Regions from separate parts of the Homo sapiens genome. Here all the other regions are linked to region 4. The links are chromatin contacts, found by Hi-C in ENCODE. All regions are on one chromosome and are shown on one strand. Each heading gives the region's core, a stretch centred on a gene start or an enhancer-like site at or near the end of the contact. The rest is flanking DNA. Distances are from core to core; before and after follow the strand shown. Region 1 overlaps RBM33 (RNA binding motif protein 33). Region 2 holds the start of RBM33-DT (RBM33 divergent transcript). Region 3 holds the start of PAXIP1-DT (PAXIP1 divergent transcript). Region 4 holds the start of ESYT2 (extended synaptotagmin 2).

Region 1 (6,215 bases), core at 2,150-4,649, 3.1 Mb before region 4:
TTGTTTCTTGATTGGGGATAATATTCTACTATTAGCAGTCTAGATTGATTCGGAAAATGCTTAATGGGGGCTCCTAGGATAATGATGATGATGATGATGATGGTTAGGTTTCATTTTGGTTGCCAGTGCAACAGACTGATAGTGACTGCCTGGAACAATAGGCTGAGAAGGATTTGATACATGAAAACGCAGCCTGGATGGTAAGTAGCCTCAGCTTTGAATATAGGCCTGGCGAGTGGCTGGGGTTCCATCATCCCGGTTCCAGAACCTGGGCTGCTGGCCCAGGAAAGGGAGTGCATATTGTGTCCTGGTTAAGAATAGCCATCACTTGCTATGTGCTGTGTGAGTCTATCCTTGAACATTTCTGTGTGAATCAAATTAAGTCACATTTTGCATTTAAAACTTTGAAGGGAAATATTAGGGGAATTTGAAATGGAAAGAGATCTTTTGTTATGAGGCTAATCAATTTCTGTGTACGTGAATTTCCATTTTTTTCCCACTCATTTTACTGTCTGGATTTGCTAGGTGAGATTACAAAAGGAACAAATTAATGCTGCTTATAAGTAGTGTTAGCAGCAAATACTGCTAAAATTTTATGTGCCTTCCTGACTATTAAGTAAATAGTTCATCTGTAGAATTATATTTCATGGAATGGTTCTCTTTTAATTACTTAGAATATAGAAATATTCTCCATTTGCCCATTTCTCAGAAAGCTATTTTTCAGTGTTTAAGAAACCAAAAGAACAACCTTGTTACATTATAATTTTGTTCATAACCTATACATAATTCCCAGAAAAACAATTCAAGTAATAACAGCAAATATAAAAAGTATAAAATATTTACTTAGTGTAAACTTATATAGTCATCTAAAACCAGTCTGTGTGATTAAACACAGGAAAAAGGAATTAGAACAAACAAGTGCCAGGGGAAATTCTTTGCCTTAGGCGGTCAGTTTCTGTCTTCCTATTTAGGGAGAATGGTATAGTCTTTGAAGTGTTTGCATCTTGGTTTTCATTTTGCATCTCTGTAACCTTGGTTGCCTGGCCTCAATGAATCCCAGTTTCCTCATCAGTACAATGAGAACCAACTCTCCTCCCAGGATCCTTGTAAGGATTAAACGTCATAATCATGTAAAGTTAGTGGTACAGTGCTTGAGTATGTGATAATAACTCAATAAATGTTACCACCCTTTTAGTTGAAGGAAAAAGAAAATGGTTTTTTTTTTTTTTGGAGTGGCTGTTTATATTGATCTTTAAGAAAATGAAAGCAAATACCAATTCAGCTGCTTTATTCTAATCAAGTTAATGAAAATTTTAAGAATTTGGCAGCAAATTAAGTAAACAGTCCTTTATTCTGTTGGCCACACAGAGAAATGGGAGCAGCACAGAATGCCCCCGCAGGAAAGCCAGCTGTCCAATTGTGATGCTCTTGTATTTTATTTTTAAAAGGCTGTCAAAATGCTGCATGCCGAAGGTCCCAGTTTATTTGTGGGATCATGCATTTATGGCTTTGGACTGCATTTGTAAATTTCTTCCCTTCCTACCTTCTCAAAAGTTACTCCCACTTTTGGAATGATATGTATATACCTGATCCGTTTTGTGGAGCTTGGGGAGGTGGGAAAGGGAATGTTTTAATATAATTTTAGTTTTAAGAACAGTAGGAGAAACTCTCATACGTTCTTTATCAGATTCACCAGTTGTTTACATTTTGTCAAGTTTGCTTTATCCTGGTCTGTCTTTTTGTTCATTTGCATGCACAAAAACCTTCTTTCCCAAACCTTTGAGAGTAGGTTGGAGACATGGTGTGTTATGATTCAGCACACAGATACTCTCTTACAAAACCATATTTGTACATTATCAAAAATAAAAATTGTTGTGCACTGATACTATCATCTTATCCATAGTACATATTCAGATTTTATTCACTGGACCAATTATGTCCTCTGTAGCTAACCCCCACCTTTCAGGGTCCAGCCAGGATCATGCATTATATTCATAGTGTCCCCTAAATCTGCTGTTTCTTGCCCTTGACCTTTTGAAAGAGCAGAGGGAATGCCCTTCAATTTGGGTTATTTTATGATTCATCCTGATCGGTTTCAGGTTGTCCATATTTGGCAGGAACACCCCAGAGGGGATATCGGGTCCTTCTTAGTGCATTCAGTTGGGAGGTTTGTCCAATATTGACAAGATTAACTTTGATGGGGCGGCGGGTGGGTAAAAGTGATGTTTGCCAAGTCTCTCCTCTGTAATGTTACAGTTTTACCCTTTGTAATTAGTAAAGTAATTTATAGGAAGATACTTTGAGACGATTGGGACTATGTAAATATCCCATTTCTGATCAAATTTTCACTATTGTTAGCAGGCACTGAAGTTTTTCTAATGCCAACACTCCTGTATTTGTTAGCTGTCATGCTCCTGCTGTGATAATTTACACTTCTCCTTCATCTATTTGTTCATTTATTTATGTCAGTGTGGGTGTATGAATTGTTACTTTATGCAATGAACTGTCACTGTCATTATTTATGTTGATTTTAGAATTGTACCAGATTGACCAGTGAGAGCCCCTTTAAACTGGTTTCTGTGTCCTTTGATTTGTTGCCATTACTCTTGGAACATGTCCTCACTTTCTGGTGCAAGAAGATGTTCGAGCTCACCTTGTTCTTTCTCTGTATGGGCTCTGGAATTGGTCCTGCTTCTTGGAAGCTCCAGGTCCTTAGAGTGGAGATCTGGGAGCCAGTTGTGCCCACTGCTTTTGTCTGTCCTGTCTTCTGGGCCCGCTCAGCACATTTTTGATTCTTCTACAGTGAGTTGCAAAGAAAGGAAAATGGCTCATACAGATACTGCTTTTGTACTGTATTTTTTGAAATAGGTCATTGGTGGGAATTAGGAAGTAATTTTTGCTATTTTGATTTCATTTTTTGAATTATTGTAGTTGATAGTTCTAAGAATTAAACATTACTATTTAGATATTTAAAGTGAGTCCCTCATCCTCTATAAACCCAAACAAAAGATTGACAGTCATTATTTGCAAATTTTGTTGAGGTTCTAACCTAAGTGTTGATACATGGAAAGGCATGAGACACAGCTGAGCACTGAGTTGAGAGCTGGGCAGAAACGTGCATCACATGCTTCTGAGGCCGCCCATCGCCCTGTGAGAACCACTGGTCTAAGAACCCATGGAAATTCCTCAGCACTTCGGTTGGGGTTAGAATTTGCTACTGTCACTCCTGCTCCTTCTCTGGAGGTGCCATGTTTCATGCCTCTGGCCCACTTATTACTTTGGATGCAGCTCAAGTGGGTCGTCTTCTGGGACGCCTCCCTGGATGGCCGCTCCCACGCACACTGGTTCGTCCTTTCTTTGTTCCTCTTCTGCAGCCCGATCTTCTCATCTGACCGTGTGTTTTCAGAGCCGGCTCCTGATGTTACTGCTACTTACCTGAGTGGGGTTTTGGTCTTTTTTTGTGTGTCCAGGATGTAAGGCAGTTTCAGGTACATTATAAATGTTTAAGATATTTAAATACTGTGTTAAAAATGGCAACATGGCTTGCACTCTCTTACTGAAGCATAGCAAAGGAGGAATTAGCAGTGTTCTTACCCCTTTCCCCAGTACTTCTGATGATAAAAGTAGTAGTTGTTTCTGTTGACATTTAGATGATACCAGTAAGTAAGCAAAATTTGGAAAAAGACAAAAAGCATGAATCATTACTAATTCTTCTGGGCATTATTTCCTGCAAAAATTTATTATTGCCTCCTGAAAGTCCTCCTTTCTAGATTTGCAAAATGGGATATTTCACATCCTGTTTTGCTGCTGTTTGAATTGTGTTAAGTGGCAAATCTGCAGTGGTAACTTGTTTGTGGTGAAGACCCATGCAAAGGCAGAGCCTCCACCTTGTGAGTGTCATTCAGGGGAACCCACGTTTTTTAGCCTCTAAGGTCCCGGACAGGAGGATGCCGCTGTTCTGGTCGCTTGATTTCTGGCAGAAGGTGACTTCCTAGGATGATCTCTGGCAGCGCCTGGGAGTGGATGAGTAGCAGAGCTAAGGAGGAGCTGAGAGGGGCCAGATAGAAGCGACTCAGAAGTAGGGTTCCCAGTCTGAACTTGCCCATGAGAAGGGCAGAGCTGCAGGTGGATTTCCAACAGGCCAGTTCTGGGAAGACTAGGCAGGAAGGGAGACTGAGTGTAAATGGCTTTTGACACAGAGGTGGGGGCCACGAGAGATGCACATTCAGGTGCTTGGGGCAGGGGAGGAGCGTGGAGGCGCGGGGCAGGCACCTCATGCCTGCCAAGTTGGCTGGGTGGAGTTTGACCTCATTTGTTTAAAGGTGCTAATGAGTGGTAAAATGGCCAACAGGCAAATAGCAAAAGAGTGAAAGAAAAATAGGGCATACAGAATCCTGATTAATCACTTATTTGATAAGACGTACAGTCTAGCATCTTCCTTTTGGAGGAGAAACAGTTGTGCATGAATACTTGTTTTTAAGAGCTTTGAAATGTCTTAGTGTGGGCAGAATTGATAATTTCCAAGGAGACTACTTTTTAAGCATTCTTAATCATGTGGCCTCTAAACATGGCAAGATAGACCATTGGTCATTAGAGGACATAAATCATTTTGAACACATAAGAATTTCCATACTCATTAATTTATGATTTTTTTAGGGGTATGATGTTAGGGAGTAAAATTAGCAGGTGAGTCAGAAATAATTCACCTTCAGCTAGGAATCAGGATTAGCTCACTCACCCACCCCAGCCAGAAGGGGAATCTGCTTTCTTCAATGTCTTAGGTAACTTCCCTCCCCTAACTTTCAACAGCCTACCCAGGTAGGATCCTGGTCACCTGTTCTGCAGAACTTGCTCAGTGCTACAGAGCAGGTCCTTTGGAGCCACTCTTCCAGGGCAGGGTGGAAGGGCCACTTTTCAGAGCCTGGGGCTGCACCCCTCTGTGAGGGACTGTGTGGCTGGAAGAGCTAGACTTCACACCCTGCCTCATAAGCCACAGCATCTGGAGGTGCCTGGCTTACTTTAGTAATCCTTTACTTTTTAGACTGGTAGATTTGTGCTGTCGAAATTGGAGAATCCTGGGGTATGAGATCCCCTCAGAGGCTCAAGGCTTTGGTTTGTTCCTTCAAAGGTCAGCTAATCTTGCTTTTTAAAGATCTCCCCAGGCCTAGCTAATGTCAGAAAGGTAGACTGTTAAGAGAGAGAGCAAGCACTTGAATAACTGTGCCACGTTCTCACCATACCGTACTAGAAAGTCAAATGCATGTGCTAAGAGAACCCTTTTCTTTCATGAAGCTTGGTAGTTAGGAGGTCTGTCCAACCTGGTCTCTCTAACCTTACGGATTTGGTTTTAATTCTGCCTGTGTAGACCTAGTTCCAGATAGGCAGTATTTTAGATGTAAGTGCTCCCCATGTTTTGCATGCTTACTATTTCATGAGGATAATTCATTGCAGAGAAGAAAGAGAATGTGAGCCTGTTTATTAATATTTTCTTTTACCCCCTCTTCTTTAATCCAGTAGTCTTCAGAGAAAAAAATGAGAAGCCCTAAATGTATTTATATTTAGAAACTTCGTACAGCATGCATATCATTTATTGTCCACATTTTGAGTGAGCTTTATAAAGATTACAGGGATAGGCCCAGCATTGTTGTAGTTAATAGAAACCTGTTCAGTGAGGTCTCTGGACTGTAAGATCAGCAACATTGGCGGTGACAGTGAAGTATGGCCTTATCGAAAGGAGAATTCATAAGAGGCTGCCCTGGGACACTACACCCCTGTCCTTCTGTGTGTCCTGACAATGTTATCTGTCCTCTCAGTATGGAGTATCAAATGTCTGTCATGAGTACAGAAATTAATTTAATGTCACCTGAAGACATGCAATTAATCTTTTAGAGGTTTTCATAATACCTTTACAGAAAGAGTTGCCAGTTTGGCGGATTTGGATTTTGGGGTTTAGAAGAAGATAAGGAAAATTAATTTTTCATCAGGGTTAATACAAGTTAGCAGGGCCACAAAGGCTGAGAAAAATGGTTGGGGAATTTGTCAAGTGTTGTCACTCTAGAATAATGCTGCTTAGCGTCTGATAGGTATAATCAAGAGTTGAGATTTCTATAGAGGGGGTTAATCAATTTGCTTGCTAGTGAATGCAAGTCAGTGATAGCACTTCTTCATGGGGTTTAAGAGTGAAAATAAGATTTGATCTGTCAAATTGCAGGAAG
Region 2 (6,318 bases), core at 484-2,983, 3.2 Mb before region 4:
TTATACCACAATGAACACTCTGCCTTCATAAGGTTTCTATGACAAGTTAAAGTTAACACAAAGTGAAGTTTGTTCATAGATAAGGACAAGGGGTTGGTTAAATCTTTACTCACAGTAATTTACCAAGAACTTCAAATACTGGGTGTCCACGCTAAAAAATTTTTCCAGTGGGTGTTTGATCAAAAAATTTTATAGACTCTTGTTCTAGAGAAATTCAGTTTCAAGTGGCTTATGAGATTGTTTCATCTGTTAATTTGGTTTTTTGTGGAATTCTTCTGAAGATCACCACTGAATTATCCTGAAAAATATTTTCTGAGTTAGGCATGCCATCCTCCACAGTTCAAAAAATAATGAAAGGTGATAAAGAGTTCAAGCCATTTAAATATGGATGTATTAACGTGCTTTTTAATAGAGACCATTTTTCAATGAGTTGCTTGCAAAACATTTTTTTTGGGGAGTGAGTTCTCACAGTTGAATAATTTTTTTGTTTTTTTTTGAGACAGAATCTCGCTCTGTCACCCAGGCTGGATTGCCGTGGCGCAATCTCGGCTCACTGCAACCTCCGCCTCCTCGATTCAAGCAATTCTCCTGCCTCAGCCTCCTGAGTAGCTGGGATTACAGGCGCGTGCCACCACGCCCAACTAATTTTTGTATTTTTAGTAGAGACGGGGTTTCACCATGTTGGTCAGGCTGGTCTCAAACTCCTGACCTCGTGATCCACCCACCTCAGCCTCCCAAAGTGGTGGGATTACAGGCGTGAGCCACCGCGCCCGGCCAGCATTTTATTATACGTACCGTTTTATCATCTCTTCACCCATCCACCAATGCATCTCCTGTATGGACGTCTTGATTGTTAACTCACGGCACTGGACCTCCAGTTTCATGCCTCTCCACATTGCAGGGTCCTCTACGTTGTTGTATCAGTCACCTTTCTAAAATACAAATCTTACCATGTAAATTGTTTCTAAAATCTTTCAATAGACCCCATAGACTCAGAAAAACGTCCCAAAGTCCGGAATCCTGGCCCCTGCCTACCTTTCCAGTTTCATTGCTGGGTCAGAACGCCTCACCTAAGCCCCACATTGACCGATATGGAATCAATGTTTACAGCCGGTGTGTACTTAATCAACCCCCTTCCCCGACTGCGACCACTCAGATGCGCCTTCCCGGGCCCCACACCCCAAAACCCCTGAGCCCTTTCGTCCACAGCTGTCTGACCACCCAGCACCCTTTCCTTTATGTCAAGTATGAGGATTTCGTTTCTTAACCTTTCTCACTGCTCAAAATGCAAACTCAGACATGAGTGCCGGGCGCTATCCGTCCTGCTCACGTCTTGTTCTCAGGGCCGCAAGGCGCAGGGGCAGTAAGGGCCGAGAGCCCATCAGGGTCCGGCGCTGCCCGCTGCCCAGCCGGGCGCGGAGAAGGGGACGGGGGTCCGGGGTCGCGGGTCCGGAGGGTCTCGGGTTGTAGGAAGTGAGGGCTCGCGGGCGCCGCACGAGTGCGCGTGCACGTTAGCCCGGCGCGCGCGGCACTCATCTCACCTCGCGGAAGCACCTGCCGGAGCTGTGTGCACCCTTTCCTGCCCTCAACACAAGCCGTCGGCGTTCACTACTGTAGCTCATTCAGACCCCACTCTCCAACCTACTGTCCAGGCACAGAAACGACAGTTAAGGTTCCCCCGGACCGTACGCTGGACCTTGCCTCCCCGGCTCCTAACGGGAGACGGGCTGCCGTAAAGCTTCGCTTTGCCGACTGCTGCAAAGCGCCTTACGACTGAACCCGGAATCGACCTATGGCCAGCAGTCGTCCCCGCCCTGCTTCAAACATTTGGGTTTCAGGAGCCGGGCGGAGGTGACTGCCGCGTGTTTGCGTTGCACGCCCACCGCCCGAAACACGGCGGCGGCCTCAGGGCTGCTGCGGCCTCGGCGGGGGCAGGCCCCGGCGCCCGCCCGCCTCCCGGCCTCCATCATCCCAGGGTGCACCGCGGCGGGCGCGGGCGCGCGGCCATGTTGCGGTAGTTTGTTGTTTTCTTCCTGCGGAGGCGAAGGGCCAGCTGTGGACCGCGAAGCGCCCGGCTTCGCCTCTGCCTCCTGCAGCCCCCTCCCTTCTCTGTCCTCCGTCACCCGTACCCGGGCCCGGACCAGGCACGTCGGCCCACCAGCTGGCTTGGTGGGGGAGGCTGAAGGCCGGGCCCCGCGAGTGCCATGGCGGCCGCCCTGGGAGCGAGCGGAGGAGCAGGCGCCGGAGGTACGTGAGGCAGCCGGACTCTGGGGGCCAGGACCGCGCCGCGGTGGGCGGGGGTGTAGGCCGGGGGGCCTCCCCGCTTAGGAGAGGACGAGGCTCTCCCCGGCTCCGACTCTCTTTGTGTTCGGCCTATTCCGTTTTCTCCCTCGCCTTCCCTCGCTATTGTCATTCTCCCTTTCTCGCTCCTCCTCTCCGCTGTGCAGATCGTACTTACCTGTGAACTTCTGTGTGTCCTCTACTTTGCAAGGCTGCCTAAGTGTCAGGCCCATCTCTGGCGTTGGCGGGCATTAAGTGCCGAAGCCGGCCTGGTGTCCTATGGGTAGGAGAGCGCCCCCCCCACCCCCCGAGACAGTGTCACTTAGGGAGAGCGGGGCAGGTCGCTGTAGGGTGGGTGTTTAAGATTGTGGGGCCATCCTGACAGATTTAGATTGATTTGAAGCCCATTACAAAAACATAACGAAAAGATTCACCTGTGTGAAGGAATGTGCGACAGTAGGCCAGTTTGGAAAGTGAGATTTCTTGAGAAAGTCTCAATAAATCCCTGTTTTAAATTAACTTATTTGTTGTCTAATAACCTGTTAGTGTTTTATGTGCGTCTTCCAAAAGTGAAAACGTGACACAAAAGGTTTAGATACTGAGTCAGTTCCTTTGGATAGTTTTTCTTGTTTGCAAGCATAAACAGTATTGATGAAACACCTATCTCTAAAAAATTGTAGGTAAATTACTTTCAGGTAAAATTACATATCACTGGGGGTTTTAAAAACGTGGAGAGATACTTGAAAGTGACTTTTTAAGTGATTATTTTGAAAACTTTGAAAAGATGGTAAAATATGGATAACAAAAGCATTTGGGATTAGTTCTTACCATTGAAACGTTGAAAAGCCAGTCTAGTGTATACTCGAGAAGTATTTTTTAGTAAATGCTAGCAGATGGTTACGTTGTTATCATCCTGTTTAGGAATTTTGGCCCAACTGTCAAAACGTTTGCCTGACAAAATGGAAAAACAAAAAAGACTAAGTGTAGGAATGTCGCTTCTGGCAATTTGGTTTGCTATATGCCACTTTTCTTTCAGTTTAAATACATGATGTTTGCGTGTTACATCTGAGACTAATTAAAATTTTAAAATGTATAGTTCACCTATCTTTCTGGGGGTCAGAATTACTTGTTTTATAGCATTCCCAGTGTAACCTGGGAACTCTTGGGTGAACACTCTTTTCATTAGAAAGACTAAGGTGTTATTTGTATTTTTTCTCTTTTCTTTCAGTAGTGTACAGTGGAGTTTTCTAGAGGCTGAATAACATGTGAAGACGTTATGCTGATGGCTAATGGAATATATGCTTGTGTATTCTTTTACGTTTCTCATTTTAAATTTCTAAAATAGTAATATCACTGAATGTAATCCAGATAAACAGGCATTTTTGGGTCTTCAATAATTTTGAGGTCAGAAGTTTTGAGAATTGCTATTTTAGAAGAATAAGTAGGCTTTATTCATGATGCTTTGGAGTTTTTCCTTCCATTTTGTCACAAGTGCCAAAGTTTCCTTTGCTCTTCATACCAAACTCCTTGCCAAGATTTGTGAGTTCTGTATGACTTGGTCCCTGCCTACCCCACCAGCATGTTGTGTGATTGCTTCCTTTATCCTGGAAGTTCATCGCATGGACTGCTCCTGTACCCGCTCTTGCCAGGGCTGACTCCTGATCCAGTGGATCTCACGCTTTTAAGGGAGGCTTTCCTTGAGAATTCATTGTATCTGAGGAATGTATGTCCGTTGCTCTTGTGCCTCTCTTGTCTTCATTCTCTAGCACCTTTGTTTGTTTTCTTCAGAACGTTTATCTTAATTTGTAATTTTCTTCAGTTTTTACTTGTTTTTTAAATCTGCCTCCCACAGTAGCCTGTAAACCTCATGAGGACAAAAATGCTACCTGTTTTACCATGCGTTCCACGTGTTCCTGGCACATAGCATGTGTTCAACAAACATTTGGTGAATGAATTAAAGGATGAAATGTTTTCTTTACGAATAGGAAATAATATAATTGTATGCTAAGTTATGTTAGTCATTTCCACGTGATTTACCTGTGTAACTGATTAAATCATGTTAGCTTGGAGAAATATTTACATTGGTAATACCTTATTGAGCTATCGATAGCTTATTTGGCAGCTCAGTTTAGCATATTGTCTAGCACAGTGACTTTCAAACTTCTTAAAATGGCAGCCACAGAAATGTGATTGACATTGTGATTTAGTACATACATAAAAGTTAAAAAAAATTTCATGAACAATACTGGTCCATACTATGCCATGCACTCTAATGTTTTCTATTTCATTACAGTAAAATGCTGGTTGTGACCTGGATTAATTTCACAACCTACAAAATGTTCGAGATTGTCAGTTTGAAAATCACTGGTCTCTTGTATAGTAAGTGGTTAGTATTTATTGAATAAAATAGGTCTTGGCTATCCACAATCTGGATAGCCAAAATGGGTACCACAAAGTGTCTATAGGAGTGTTTGCTTATTTTTTACTTTTTTTTTTGAGACAGGGTCTTGCTGTGTTGCCCAGACTGGAGTGCAGTCGTATAATCATGGCTAATTGCAGCCTTGGACTCCTGGGCTCAGTTGATTCTCCCACTTCAGCCTCCTGAGTATCTGGGACTGCAGGTGTGCACCAGCACGCCTGGCTAATTTTTGTATTTTTTGTGGAGACAGGGTTTTGCCAAGGTGCCCAGGCAGGAACTCGGGCTCAAGTGATCTGCCCGCCTCAGCCTCTCAGAGTGCAAGGATTACGTGAGCCACCATGCCTTGGCATGATACATTTCAAAGGAGTCATTTGGTATTGCAGCCAAGTAGTAAGGATAGAGAAATGGAATTGCTATCCTTACTAATAGCAGAGAGAATGACAACTGTTATTTATTGGAGACTGAAAACAAAAACATAAAGGCAAAAACATGGCATTTTGGGGAAGGAACAAATAGTTTAATGAGTTTCAAGATCTTCTAGTTCCAGTGCTTCCTTGTAAAATATAAAATAAAAAATCAGTACACAAATCGTAAAAAGCCTCCAACCTAGTGAGTGCGTTATCTCACTTAAGATTTACAACAGCATTCTTGGGCCTGAGCTAATCTGATTTTATAGGTGAGGTGAAAAAATGGGTGCTTGTAAATTTTTTGTTTTCTAGTCAATTCTTAGAAATAAAAAGTTTTAATGGGAAATTTCAAACACATCCAGTAGTAGAATAATGAACCCACATACCCATCACCTAGCATCAACATTCTGGCAATCTGTTTTCATCCCCCCACCTCCACTTTTGTATATTTCAAACAAATCCTAGGCTGGTAAAATTTTAGAGCAAGATACACTGCTGGGATGAGTTAAGACTTTAGATACTAAACCAGTTGCTTTAATTTACATTTGATAGTAAACTAGCCGAGAAAAGTTCAGCCACCTAGCTGTTAAGAAAGGGAAGTAGACTCGAATTCAGGTTTTTTGACTTCTAGTTCAGTGTTCCTTCCACTGTGTCAGTATGTAGTAAGGCAGGAAAGTATGAAGCATGGTGCAGAAGGTTTTCATTCGAAATTGTGAAAGTGAAACAAGTTTTAGTACTTCAACAGGTAAAATTTACCTGGTAGGAAATTTTTGGAGCATTTTAATCACTAATAGTGCTGATAAATGAGATGTTTTCATACTGATAATTATGTGTGTATTTAATTCTTTTTTTTTTTCCTTCAAGAAAATCTTTCATGCTTAATTTCTTAGCTTCAATCAAGAGAGTTTGAGGAGTCGGGAAAGAATAGCCTTTCTCATTTCAGCCATGAGTACTTTTAGCATTTCTTGTAGGGCAGGTGTACTAATGACAAAGTCCCTTAGGTCATACCTGGGGATATAATTTTTGAATGGCAGTTTGAAATATTTCATCCTATCACCTTCTGGCTTCCATCGTTTCTGATGAGAAATTGACTGTTAATCTTATGGAGGATCCTTTGTACATGACATGTCACTTCTCTCTTGGTGTATTCAAGATTCTCTTTGTCTTTGGCTTTTGATAGTGTGATCATAATGTGTTTCTGTGTGGGTCTCC
Region 3 (5,872 bases), core at 3,373-5,872, 3.8 Mb before region 4:
TTAAAATGGGCAATACTGTACTGTACTCTTGAATTACAGAAATAATTATTGGGCATAATAGTACTTTTTAATAAAAACACACCATATTCCCCACATAAAAACTAACAGCCTTTTACTCTGAATAATATGCCAATGAAACTTTCGGGGACAATCAAAAGCAGCAAATCTTGATTCACTGACCAAGTCAATGACCAAGTAATGGAGGCTATTGTGAGTCCAGTAGTGGACATGGTCTGTCCTCAAGACAGATGGGCTGGACAAACCAGGAGACAGCACAACCACTGCTGCGGTGGGGCCACGCACATGGTGCTCCTGAGCTTCCAACTTAAAGACTGGGACATGGGGAGTTTCATAATTAGGGAAAGATTCTGGAAGACAAGATATGTGAGCAGAACCCTCATAAACGTCTGGGTGTTAGGCAAAAATCCATACATCGAGGAAGAGGGAGCAGTGTTGAAGGCACTGAACAGGTGAATACAGAGCAGACCGTAAATGGGCTTTCTTACACACTATGCAAAAAAGTCTGTGCTTCATTCTGGGGTATATGCAGGGCCACTGAAGGATTTCACACAGGAAAAGTAGCACAGATTTCATACAAAGATGACAGTCCATGTGAAAAGAAAGGATTGGGTGGGCTGGCTGTGTTTGGTTGGCTAGATGACTAAAGACAAGAGACCTGTTAAGAAACAAGTGCAATAACCCAGGTGAAAGAGGCATCCACTAAAGTGATGTCCTGATGGGCAGAAAGGAGGAAGATGTGAGAGAATCGGCAAGCCTTGGTGTCTGGAAGGGGTATAAGCAAAAGAGCAAAGTCCAGACTGAAATGGTGGTGAGTACCACTCACTGAGGAACACATCAGAAGGCTGGCAGGTGGGGACACAAGGACGTGTTTTAGTTTGGGCATGCCATTCTTTGGGGGTCGTGTTAATATCTGGCAAGAGGCATCCAGTTGCAGCTAGGAAAAGATGTGGATCTCCCTGACAGAAAGTCATCAGCATTGTTACATAGATGGGAGCCACAGCCATGAGCGTGAAGGTGGTCGCAGTGCAGAATGGGAGGGGAGCTAGAGAGCAGACACAGCAACTGATACTTCAGGGACAGGTAGGGAAGTGCAGTATCACAGGAGAGGAGCGTCAACAGAAGCCAAGGAAGTGAGGGTTAAGGAACAGTCGACAGTCAAGTGCTTCAGAAGAGGTGGGCAGTGTCTAAGCTGACAGTGCACACCAACTGTCAAAGTGACATGGTGCCCACAAAGCTCAAGTGACCCACCAGGGCAACGCTCTTCCAGGTCCCCTCTCTGCAGCAGAGAGCTTTCTTCTTTCACTTATTAAACTTTTGCTCCAACCTCAAAAAAAAATAAAGTCACCCACAAGCTAGACAACCTTTTCAGAATACTTTACCGACCACTAATAGATATGAACTAGAGCAGAGGCTCAATATTTAGTAAGTGAAAAAACAGCGGTCACTGGCCATGGGCCACTTTACCTTTCTTCCTTCCCTTGACCTCTAAGCATTTTTAGCTTCACGCATCCATTCGACTGGTCTTCAGAAAAGGCACCCCTCCTTTTCCTATCCTCCAGTCTGTTTCTGATCCTACTCCCTTCTTCATGAGTTTCCCTGTCCATAGCTATGTTCCCTCCACCTGTAAACAGTAAAGTCACCCACATCCTTCCACGCGCTTGTGATGCAACACAGATCCCTCCCCAGCCCTCTCTTCCTCAGGCACCTTCTCTATTTCCTTCTCAGGACAAACTTCCTGAAGAGTCTAACCTTTCTGTTCTCAGTTTCCATTCACTCTTCAACTCCCTGCAATCCAGCCCCTTCCACCAACACTCTACCAAAAACACTTTACTCGGTTTTCACGAACTTTGAGGATGCCAAAACCAATAGCTTCTCTTCAATCTCCACACTACTGAGTATCTTAATAGATTTATCTCATATCACTCTGTTCCAGATATAGTGATCATCCTGATGTATCCCAAACGCATGAATGCCTTCATTCCTCAGCACATACGCTCCACATGAAAATATTCCTTCATGTTCTTAACTTCTGCTTATCTCAAAACCCAACTGAAATGACATCTACTGAGTGACATTTCAGTGGTGTCTACTTTGCACCCCAGTGGAGAAATCTGCTACACCTTGTACTGTGATATGTCCAGGTGTGCTCCCTCCCCCACCAATGAGGGGCGCTAAAGGGCAGGTACCATGTCCTCTTCACCTCTGTATTATACCTGGCACCTAGTCCATGCCTGCCTCATATTAGATGGTCAACATGTGAACTTATAATCCACAGTCATAAGAGTCAGAGAATCAGATGTCCAGGCTCAAAACTTTTCAGAAAATATACTGTTTCAGATGAAAGTGGTTTGCCAAGGACATTTTTAAGCACTTAGATTTGATTCAAAGTCGAGTAAATATGGTTCCAGTTCAACTTGTTCCAGGTTTTAAGTAACATTTGGTTCAAGTCCCCTATAAGAGCCAAAGTCCTAAAATGAAACACGAAGGCTAGGAAGGAGGGGGAAGAGAAAAATGGTGGATAGCAAAAAACAAAAACAAAAAAACAAACAAAAAAAAGAGGGGCGGGGGAATCATCAATACTGGAAAAAGCTAACACTGTTACAGGCACTCATCTTCATCGCTCCGTGTTCAGCAACTGTTTTACTCTGTAAATTCAAAGATAGAAGGCTTTTTTTTTTTTTTTGAGACGGAGTCTAGCTGTTGTTGCCCAGGCTGGAGTGCAGTGGCGCGATCTCGGCTCACTGCAACTTCCACCTCCCAGGTTCCAGCAATTCTCCTGCCTCAGCCTCCCGAGTAGCTGAGACCACAGGCGCCCGCCACCACGCCCGGCTAATTTTTGTATTTTTAGTAGAGATGAGGCTTCACCATGTTGGCCAGGCTGGTCTCGAACTCATGACCTCAGGTGATCCACCCGCCTTGGCCTCCCAAAGTGCTGGGATTACAGGGGTAAACCCGGCCTTGAAGTCTCTTTACCCTAAAGTTACAGGGCAAAAAGGGTCCAAAAAGTTGTTACAAGGACGAACCTCAAGAAGGCCAAGATCACTCAGCCTTCTACAATTCCTTCTACACCATCCAAGTTCATCTGCGAAATATGAGTCTCCGCCCTTCCAGGCCTAACTCTGATCACTGGGGATCCCCATCCTCCAAGGTGGGGGCCACTGATGTCACACCCAAGGCAACACAACTGTACAGCTAAACTTTTAAGAAGGAAATATTTTGAAGATTAACCTGAAGAGGATATTCAACTAAGATGCATTCCTACCACGGACTGATAACTGTGTGACATCAAACAGATATATTATTATAGGAATACTAAGGAAAACCCACAATATCCTTTGGCGTGAGCCCAAACTACACAAAATTAAATGTGTAATGTGATGGTGTTACCAGGGTACCGTAAAATTAATCGTCCAAGTGGGAAAATCAAGGAAGACGAATGCCAGCCCCCACGTGCAGGGACACAGGCTGGAAGGGAGCGCTCCTCAGCCCCGCACAGGACGGCAGCTGCCCGGGTGGCGGAGGCGGCCAAGCCGGTGCACGGCCACGACCCCCGCCGGCCGAGCGAGGCTGGGGTCCCCGCGCGAGCTGCCCCGGCTGGGGATCCCGGCGCCCCTCGTCCGCCCTCGGAGCTGCTCTCCCGGGAGCCGAGACGCCCGGCGCGGGGAATGGGGAGACGCGACCCCGCGCCCGTCCCGCTCAGCAAAGGAGCAGAGAACGAGGCGGCCCGGTGGGTCGGGGGCGGCGACCCCAGGGCCGCAGGCCGGGGGCTCAGGGCGCGCACTAGGGGCCGAGGTACAGAGCCCCAGCCGCCTTCCCTCCCGCACTCCCCCGGGCCCGGGCCTCCCGCGCCCACCCCGCGGTCGCCCCTGCCCTCAGCGCAGTCAGGCCAGCGGCCTCGGCGGACCCGACGCTCTGCGCCCGGCGCGCGCCCGCGGCAGGAGCGGGGACGGGGACGGGGACGGGGACGGACGGGGACGCGGACGGGGGAGGAGGCCGCGGCAGGGGCGGGCGCGGTACCTGCGGGTCGATGTCGCCCACCGCGTAATACTTGACCTCCCTGAACATCTCCTCAGGAACTTTGGGCGCCTGGTCCGACATGATCGCGGCGGCCCGGGAGGCTCCGCGGCGGCGCCCGGCCCCGCCCACCCCCCGCCCCCGGCCCCCGCGGCGCCCGGCGCCCCCACTCGCCCCGCCAACGGCCCTGCCCGCGCAGCCCGGGCCCGGTCCTGCGAATCGGGGTCCGCTCCCCCGCCCTCCGCGCCCCCGCCCGCGCCCGCGCCGAGCGCCCGAAGCGCGGGAGCCGCGCGCGCCCTGCGGGACGCACCATCCCGCCCCGGCCACCGAGGGGGAGCGCCGAGGAGCCGCCCGGCCTCCAGTGACGCCCCGCGCCTCTGCCGCCAGCCACGGCTCCGGGGTAGCTGGCGCCGGCAGCCCGCTCTGGCCCTTGCGGTTCCGTGGCCGCCGCTCTGCAACGAGGGGGCCCCGAGGACGAGGGGAAACCAGCTCCCCCCTCGGCGGGGCCGGAGTGAGCCGGTCCCGGGGAGGAGGGGAGCTGGCAGGCCCCTCCCGTCGCCACATGCGGCTGCTCGGGGGCGGCGCATGCGCGCGGCGGAGGGGGGGGTGGGGCCTTGGGGCCGCGAGTGGGAGCGGGAGCGGTTCTGCGGCCTCCTCGGGCTTCTTGGCCCTGGGCGGAGTGGGATTGGGTGTCCCGGCTGTTCGCAGTGGCCGCGAGTGCGGCCGGACCTGGAGTAGTACCTGAGCCGCTCTGGCCGAGCAAGGCGCGGGGCCCCGGTCTACACCGCGCTGGACCCGGCTATGCCGTGACGGAATTCCCGAGGCCGTAGCGCCACGCGAGACGCGCACTGGTGGCCTCCGCGGCGAGTCCTGGGGTCTCCGCAAGGCCTCAGTGCCCGAGCTGGGGACGTGCTGGGGGGAGGCCCGGCCCCGTCGCTGCCCGAGGCCCCGCTGTCCCGGCCGGACCGGCCTGGTCCCTGGCGTCCTGTCGGGTCCGCGCTGGAGGAGAGTCCCAGACAGCAGAGCCCGCGGTGCAGCTCCAGCCCCGGGAAGCCCCGCGCTCAACAGGTTAATACTACACAGCGGCGATTCTAATGGTCACGCTTTTATTTACAGCTCGCCTCCCTTCCGCCAAGATTCACAGAACACGGCAGAGTGGCCTCGGGATCACCTGCCCAAGACACCTGCACGACCGGAAGTTGGGAGAAGAAATTAAGGCCATGATGATGAACGCAGCCTTTCTCGTTTATTTCCAATCCCACAACAAACCGGAGTCCAGGAACTCATGGGTGATTATCGGACTATTACCTAGTCGTAAAACTGTGGAGCATTGGTGTCTAAAGGAATCTGAGACAGACCCGCAGTGTCTCCCCCACATGCCTTAAGTCACTTCTGCCAAGCAGAAAATCATTTTTAAGTAAATGTTAGTGAAATTGGTTTTAAAAAAGAGAAGGGGCCGGGCGCGGTGGCTCACGCCTGTAATCCTATCCTTTAGGAGGCCGAGGTGGGCGGATTGCCTGAGTTCAGGAGTTCGAGACCAGCCTGGGCGACACGGTGAAACCCCGTCCCTACTAAAATACAAAAAATTAGCCGGGCGTGGCGGCACGCGCCTGTAGTCCCAGCTACTCAGGAGGCTGAGGCAGGAGAATGGCTTGAACTCGGGTGGGGGAGGTTGCAATGAGCCGAGATCGCGCCGCTGCACTCCAGCCTGGGCGACAGAGCGAGACTCTGTCTCTGAAAAAAAACAAAACAAAACGAGAAGGCTTTCAAAATTACTCTGCGGTACACTAATTTAACAGATTAGATCACTTTCCAGGCTTTAAGTTGGCCTTTGTTC
Region 4 (5,889 bases), core at 2,767-5,266:
AACACTGTTTATATTAAAGCTGTAGGACCAAACTTACAGAATTATCACAGTTAAGTGAGAGCCATCTGTCACATCCTAATAGCCTCAATCAGGAACAGTACATATAGTTTCTCAAAGTATTAATACTCTTATCTCATTTCCATATCCAGCTTCAGTTTTTACTCAGTAAGAAGAAAAGCTGTCAGTGAATATATACAAAGGTGAGGTGAGGAAATTAGTATCTCCTTAATTCATGTTTTCCTATGTTTCCACTCTGCCATGAATTCACGGTTGTCAACGACACACTATGAAAACAAGTACAGCCTTTGGGATGTACAGATACATCTTGTTCAAGGCAAAATACCAGTCCAAAGTTCAGAAACCCCAAGCACCAATGTATGTATGGTAAAAATCAAGGTACTAGTAATATTGGCCAGGCATGGTGGCTCACACCTGTAATCCCCACACTTTAGGAAGTCTAAGTGGGAGGATGCCTCGAGGCCAAAAGTTTGAGACCAGCCTGGACAACGCGGTAAGAACTCATCTCTAGAAAAAAAAAAAAACAAAAACAAACCCAAAGTGCAAGTAATACTGAAATCTTAACTTTTCTTATTCATAGTTTCTTCTATTATTGATGTGCTTTGACCACCCCCACCACCCCTGCCGCGCAGCAGAATTTCAGGCACACTTCGAGACCATGCAACCTGCTGGTTTTATTATGAAAATAAAGTATATTACACTTTTAATAAATATCACAAAATAGATACATAAGTATAATTTAAAAGATATTTTTAAAATCTCTCTAAAACTGTCAACATAATCACTGTCAAGTTTCATGTGAATCCTTCAAGAAGCGTCTTAAGCATCCTAGGCACACTGAAGTTTACACATGTGGGATTATGAGCTCAAGTACAAATTTGGAATAAACAAGTAAAACATTCTGGAGAAAATATAAATTCTTCATGAGGTGAACACCACAGTTCATCAGTTTAAGTCACACAGATTAAAAACTTGAAAAGAATCTTTGGCTAAATTACTTTTGTATTTTTTTTTTTTTTAAAGAATTTCAGGCTGGGCGCAGTGGCTCACACCTGTAATCCCAGCACTTTAGGAGGCTGAGGCGGGTGGATCACGAGGTCAAGAGATCGAGACCATCCTGGCCAACATGGTGAAACCCAGTCTCTACTAAAAATACAAAAATTAACTGGGTGTGGTGGTGTGCGCCTGTAGTCCCAGCTATTCGGGAGGCTGAGGCAGGAGAATGGCTTGAACCCGGGAGGCGGAGGTTGCAGTGAGTTGAGATGGTGCCACTGCACTTCAGCCTGGCAACAGAGCGAGATTCCGTCTCAAAAAAAAAAAAAAAAATTTCAGTTCTTCAATAGGGCAGCAATTTCATCTGTACAGTCTGTGTGGCCGGGCGCGGTGGCTCACGCCTGTAATCCCTGCACTTGGGGAGGCCAAGGCAGGCGGAACACAAGGTCAGGAGTTTGAGACCAGCCTGGCCAACATGGTGAAACCCTGTTTCTACTAAAAATACAAAGATTAGCTGGGCGTGATGGTGCACGCCTGTAATCCCAGCTACTCGGGAGGCTGAGGCAGGAGAATCTTTTGAACCCTGGAGGCGGAGGTTGTAGTGAGCCGAGATCACGCCATTGCACTCCAGCCTGGGCAACAGGGAGAGGCTCTGTCTCAAAAAAAAAAAAAAAAGAAAAGAAAAAGAAAATCTGTGTTTCACAAAGATTTTTAACAAGCAAATTTGATATTAGCCAATAACCAAGTATCTATGAAAGTCAGCATCATCACTTCCTGCAAATTTCAGCACTGATAACATTGCTATGTTATCAATATAACATAGCAATGGATGCTAATGGACTCTGTTTTTAGCTACTTTTTAGTATTATGCATCTTAGTGTAATATAGACACAAAACGTCACTTTAAAGTCCTTTTCCATTTCCAAAGTGCACCTCCTCTGTTCTTAGTTTTCCCCACCTCGGTTCCTCTTAACTTCCTTTTTCTACACACCCCTCGGTTTTTCCCGCCGCTAGCTAAAAGCTGCACCATGCCAGTTACCTTGGTTCTCCAAATATGACTCCCTCATGCTCACCACGCATCGGCAGAACTGTACATTCCCAAGCTCCTTACATTATATTCTTACTCCAGTTGCAATATGACGTCACAAAGTAGCATCTACTACCTTCTTCTTGTCTTGGGCACGCCTCCTTTCTAATTCTTGTTTGCCATCTGTGTCATGCCTTACTTCTCAGGTGTCTCATGACTGGAAACAGGGACTTTTCTCCTCTAAGAGAAAATGACCCTTCCGAAACCCACTGCTGGTCACCTTCACCCCAAAGTTTATATTAAGCCTAATGGAAGAATCATTAAAATCCTTTCTTGCAGTGTGAAACTGTGAAGCCAAGTCATGGCTAAGAAAGAATTAGGGAATGACAAGAAAAAGATTTGAAGCCAACTCTTCGTGTCTATAGTCCATAAATATACGAGGTAGAGAACTGCCGGGTTAAAAATAAAATAATACCATGACTCTTGTTATTGCTGCAACTCTTCCAAAACTTCCTGCCACACACACACACATTCACACTGGATTCAGGTCGATCCCATATAAAAATGCTCAGTCTCACAATTATACTTGCAAAAAAACTGAAACAATCTTTCAATTATCTAATATCTCCACATCTTTCGAGAGACACTTACTGCCCTTGAAATGCGTCAGAAACAACCAAGACACGAGTGCGTCTTCTCCCGGTAGAAGAAAAAGTTAACTTCTCCCCCACCAGCTGTCATTACGTTTTTTAAAAAACAGAGAGAAGGAAAAGCTGAAGCCACCCGGAGCATTTCCAGGCCGGCAGGGCTTTGGGAATGCGCACGAGAATCGCGCTGGGCGCTCTGAGAGCAGAACCGGCCGCTCAGGCCCCTAAGGAGACCCCGCGGGCGGCACCAGGAGGAAGCGCGCGCTCCGGGCAGGGCCGCGGCCGAAGAGGGGGCGCCAAGCCCGGTACCTGCCGCTGGCGCTCGGGGTCTGCAGGCCGGGGGAGGGAAGCGGGCTTTGTGAAGAGGGGTCTCCGAGAAAGCCGCGCGGGACGGCGAGGGGAGGCTTCACGAGGGCAGACGCGCCCCGGACCCGGAGCCTGGGCGGGCGGGGAAGCGGAGAAGGGGACGCCCGACTTGGACGGAGGGAGGGCACGGAGCACTCAGGACTAGGGCGGGAGCGGCGAGCAGCGGGCGGCGGCCCCAGGCGGACAGGTTCGCAGGGAGTGGGCCGGAGGCCGGGGCGGGGCTGGGGTCTGCACTCGCCCTAGCGGGCAGGTCGCCAGCAGGCTGGGAGTCGGGGCCGGGGGGCGGGGCGGGGTCTGCACTCACCTAGGTTGGCAGGTCGCAGGAACCGGCCCGGGGGCCGGGGCTGGGGTCTGCACTCGCCCAGGCGGAAGGGAAGCGCCTGCCTGGACCGGGGTGGGTGGGGGACTACGAAGGCGGGAGCCGGGGCAGGGCTGGGGTCTGCACTCACCCAGGCGGCAGGTCGCGGGGAGGGGAGTGCCTGCCTGGACGAGGGGAGATCGGGACTGGTGGTCAGGGGTCGGGACGGGCAGGGGTCTGCACTCACCCAGGCGGGCAGGTCGCAGGCGCGCACCCCCAGGCGCACGACGCGCTCCTCGTCTTCCAGCAGCGCCAGCGCGCGGCACAGGCGCAGGGCCTTGAGGCCGCGGCTGCGGCGACACCAGGCGAGCAGCGCGAGCGCGAGGAGAACCCAGCTGAAGCTGAGCCCCAGGTAGCCCAGCGCGTACACGGGCAGCAGCAGCGCGAAGCTCCGCGCCAGCTGCGCCAGCAGCCCGGGCAGCTCCACGCTCAGCACGCCCCCGGGGTTCTCAGGCGCCGCGCGGCCCCCAGCCCCGCCGGCGCCCGCCTCCGGGCCCTCGCCCCGGGCGCCGCTCATCGCCCCGCAGTGCCGCGCTGCCCTCCCGGCCGAGGCGGGCTGGGTGCTCGCGCTGATCCCGGGCGGCTCAGCCCCGCGCCAGCGCCCCTCTGAGGGGACGCGGCTCCGCCGCACGCCCGCCTCCGCCCGGGACGGTGGCGTCATCACGCGGGGCGGGAGCGGCGTGGGCCTGGGGCTGGCACGTCACCGGGAGCGGGCGGGGTGGATACTGACGTCATCGCGCGGGGCGGGCCGTGGGCCGGGTCGGAGACTACTGGAGTGGGCCGGGCAGGCGCACGACGTCATCACGCGAGCGTTGTGTCTCGGCTGGCGGGAGCCGGGGACGGGAAAGGAGAGTGCTCGGTGCGTGGGCTGGGCGTGCCTGCGTCCCCTCGAGCCCCACGGGGCACCCTCCCCACTTGCCTGTGGCCTCGGAGCCCGCGGGCGGTTTTGGCTCGGCGTCGCGCCCCGAGGCGGCTTCCGGGTGCGTGGCTGCGCTCGCCGAGGCCCGGGAAGTTGCCGTCGTCAAACCCAAAGGCTGACCGCCTCTGGGAGCTGCTGGCAAACGTGGGGGTGCGCGGCCGCTGAGCGCAGCCGGGGTGGCGGTGGGATGAGAGGGCGGCGTCCCTGTTTGCGGTCATTTTGCGGCCAGGAGGACGGGTGAGAGGGCGCCGCCCGCCGGAGGTCGGACGGGCGCCGCTGGCGGGAGTCCTCCGGTATTTTTCGGTGTGAGGTTGCCTAGCCAGTGTGCAAGGTTGTGGCTTTTGCGGAGTCTCTCGGGACGGTCTTGTTATCGGGCATTCCGGCGTGAGAACGCTGCCTCTGGGGCCCTTCCCACCCTGCTTGTCAGGGTTTTAAACACAAACGACTCCGTTGTGACCTTGACAACTCTCACACAGTTCAGTTGGCTTTTAAGATGCCTTTAATCCCAAAAGTCCTCCCTGAGGGGTCTGGTAGTGCCGGGCAAAGACCACCGCAAGCGCCCAAGGGACGCTGTTGACACTCGGGAACTCCACCCCGGGCACCACGCAGCTTCGCCGAAGGTGTTAATATTGTGGCCAACTATGAATAGCTGTTTCAAACGACTAATTTTGGGCCTTTCCTGTGATTCCTGAGGTCACTTTTCAGTTAACTCAAAAACACAACTATTGATCACTTTACTTTCCAGTGAATTCAATCGAGTTAATTATATTTGTTCTGTAGTTTCTTTCAAGGAAACTCCAAGCCAAACAGTAGCAAAGAACATCCTACTTGACTGTTTTTGAGCATATTCAGTGAATTCCAAGGAAATTTTTACTGAATTTGTAACAGAGTAGGGCACTGGCAGGTACTGAATGAATAAACAAATGCCCAGAAGAAGCAGGGTCACCTTTACATAGGAATCTGTCTCCCCTCGTTCCTGCGTCTTCATAATTTTGTGTGCATATGTATGTGGAGATTATATCACATATGTAAAACATTGCAGAGTCTAAACTCTCAACTCCAGGCAAGGGCAGTAAACCCCAAGCAAGGAATGGAAGTGGTTTCCCTTTTCTTACTCTTCACAGTCCCTGGTTTGCTGCAGCAACAAATTATATTATGTAGATTGTAAATATGCAACCGGTTAATGCTCCTAACACCACCTTTCATTCAAAACTAAGCCTCAACACAAAAGCAAGTAATTGCTTTGTTGACACAGAAAGGAGCCTGAGCCTTTCTTTTGCAGCTTTCCTCTACTGGAAAATTGTAGGATCACATCCTACAAAGACTTGCATAAACATAAGCCACGTAAAAAATTCTGTAATCCCAGCACTTTGGGAGGCCGAGGAGGGCAGATCACGAGGTCAGGAGATCAAGACCATCCTGGCCAACATGGTGAAACCCCGTCTCTACTAAAAATAACAAAAAATTAGCCGCGCATGGCGGCGCGCACCTGGAGTCCCAGCTACTCGGGAGGCTGAGGCAGGAGAATTACTTGAACCCGGGAGGCGGAGGTTGCAGTGAG

What was found. Hi-C counts contacts between places; a loop is a spot of excess contacts on that map. Pooled maps may share reads with other maps.
Region 1: a loop to region 4 is called in a pooled map, with 2.6 times the contacts of the local background. The contact joins the enhancer-like site here to the promoter of ESYT2 in region 4. A Hi-C loop is called at or near these places in 2 of 50 pooled maps.
Region 2: a pooled map shows a loop between it and region 4 (10-fold over the local background). The contact joins the promoter of RBM33-DT here to the promoter of ESYT2 in region 4. A Hi-C loop is called at or near these places in 6 of 50 pooled maps.
Region 3: a loop to region 4 is called in a pooled map, with 11 times the contacts of the local background. The contact joins the promoter of PAXIP1-DT here to the promoter of ESYT2 in region 4. A Hi-C loop is called at or near these places in 1 of 168 maps with a recorded cell type or tissue (naive thymus-derived CD4-positive, alpha-beta T cell), 1 of 37 single-sample maps with no recorded cell type and 6 of 50 pooled maps.

Annotation. Positions count from the first base shown.
Region 1 is chr7:155,749,517-155,755,731 of GRCh38, forward strand. The region is part of intron 14 of RBM33 (RNA binding motif protein 33); the gene reads left to right. Among named protein-coding and RNA genes, the nearest start is that of SHH, 60 kb to the right of the region's middle. RefSeq lists enhancers at 3,162-3,391, 5,406-6,215. Within about 2 kb of position 3,400, at least 2 of the 41 ENCODE cell types and tissues checked have a DNase peak (open chromatin) inside an H3K27ac peak, as active enhancers do.
Region 2 is chr7:155,642,673-155,648,990 of GRCh38, forward strand. It overlaps RBM33-DT (RBM33 divergent transcript), which reads right to left and starts at 1,734. Exons shown (of 3, transcript NR_126344.1): 1 at 1,542-1,734; 2 at 796-932; 3 at 1-298. It overlaps RBM33 (RNA binding motif protein 33), which reads left to right and starts at 1,989. Exons shown (of 18, transcript NM_053043.3): 1 at 1,989-2,247. The coding sequence starts at 2,205. RefSeq lists an enhancer at 928-1,882 and a silencer at 1,807-2,316.
Region 3 is chr7:154,998,811-155,004,682 of GRCh38, forward strand. It overlaps PAXIP1-DT (PAXIP1 divergent transcript), which reads left to right and starts at 4,623. Exons shown (of 1, transcript NR_028090.1): 1 at 4,623-5,872. It overlaps PAXIP1 (PAX interacting protein 1), which reads right to left and starts at 4,314. Exons shown (of 21, transcript NM_007349.4): 1 at 4,039-4,314. The coding sequence starts at 4,119. RefSeq lists silencers at 3,455-3,604, 3,775-4,144, 4,175-4,864, 4,885-4,964 and an enhancer at 5,209-5,710.
Region 4 is chr7:158,825,493-158,831,381 of GRCh38, forward strand. ESYT2 (extended synaptotagmin 2) reads right to left here and starts at 4,017. Exons shown (of 23, transcript NM_001367773.1): 1 at 3,597-4,017. The coding sequence starts at 3,926. RefSeq lists enhancers at 2,791-2,860, 4,871-4,980 and silencers at 2,981-3,180, 3,261-3,310, 3,401-3,590, 3,641-3,740, 3,831-4,560.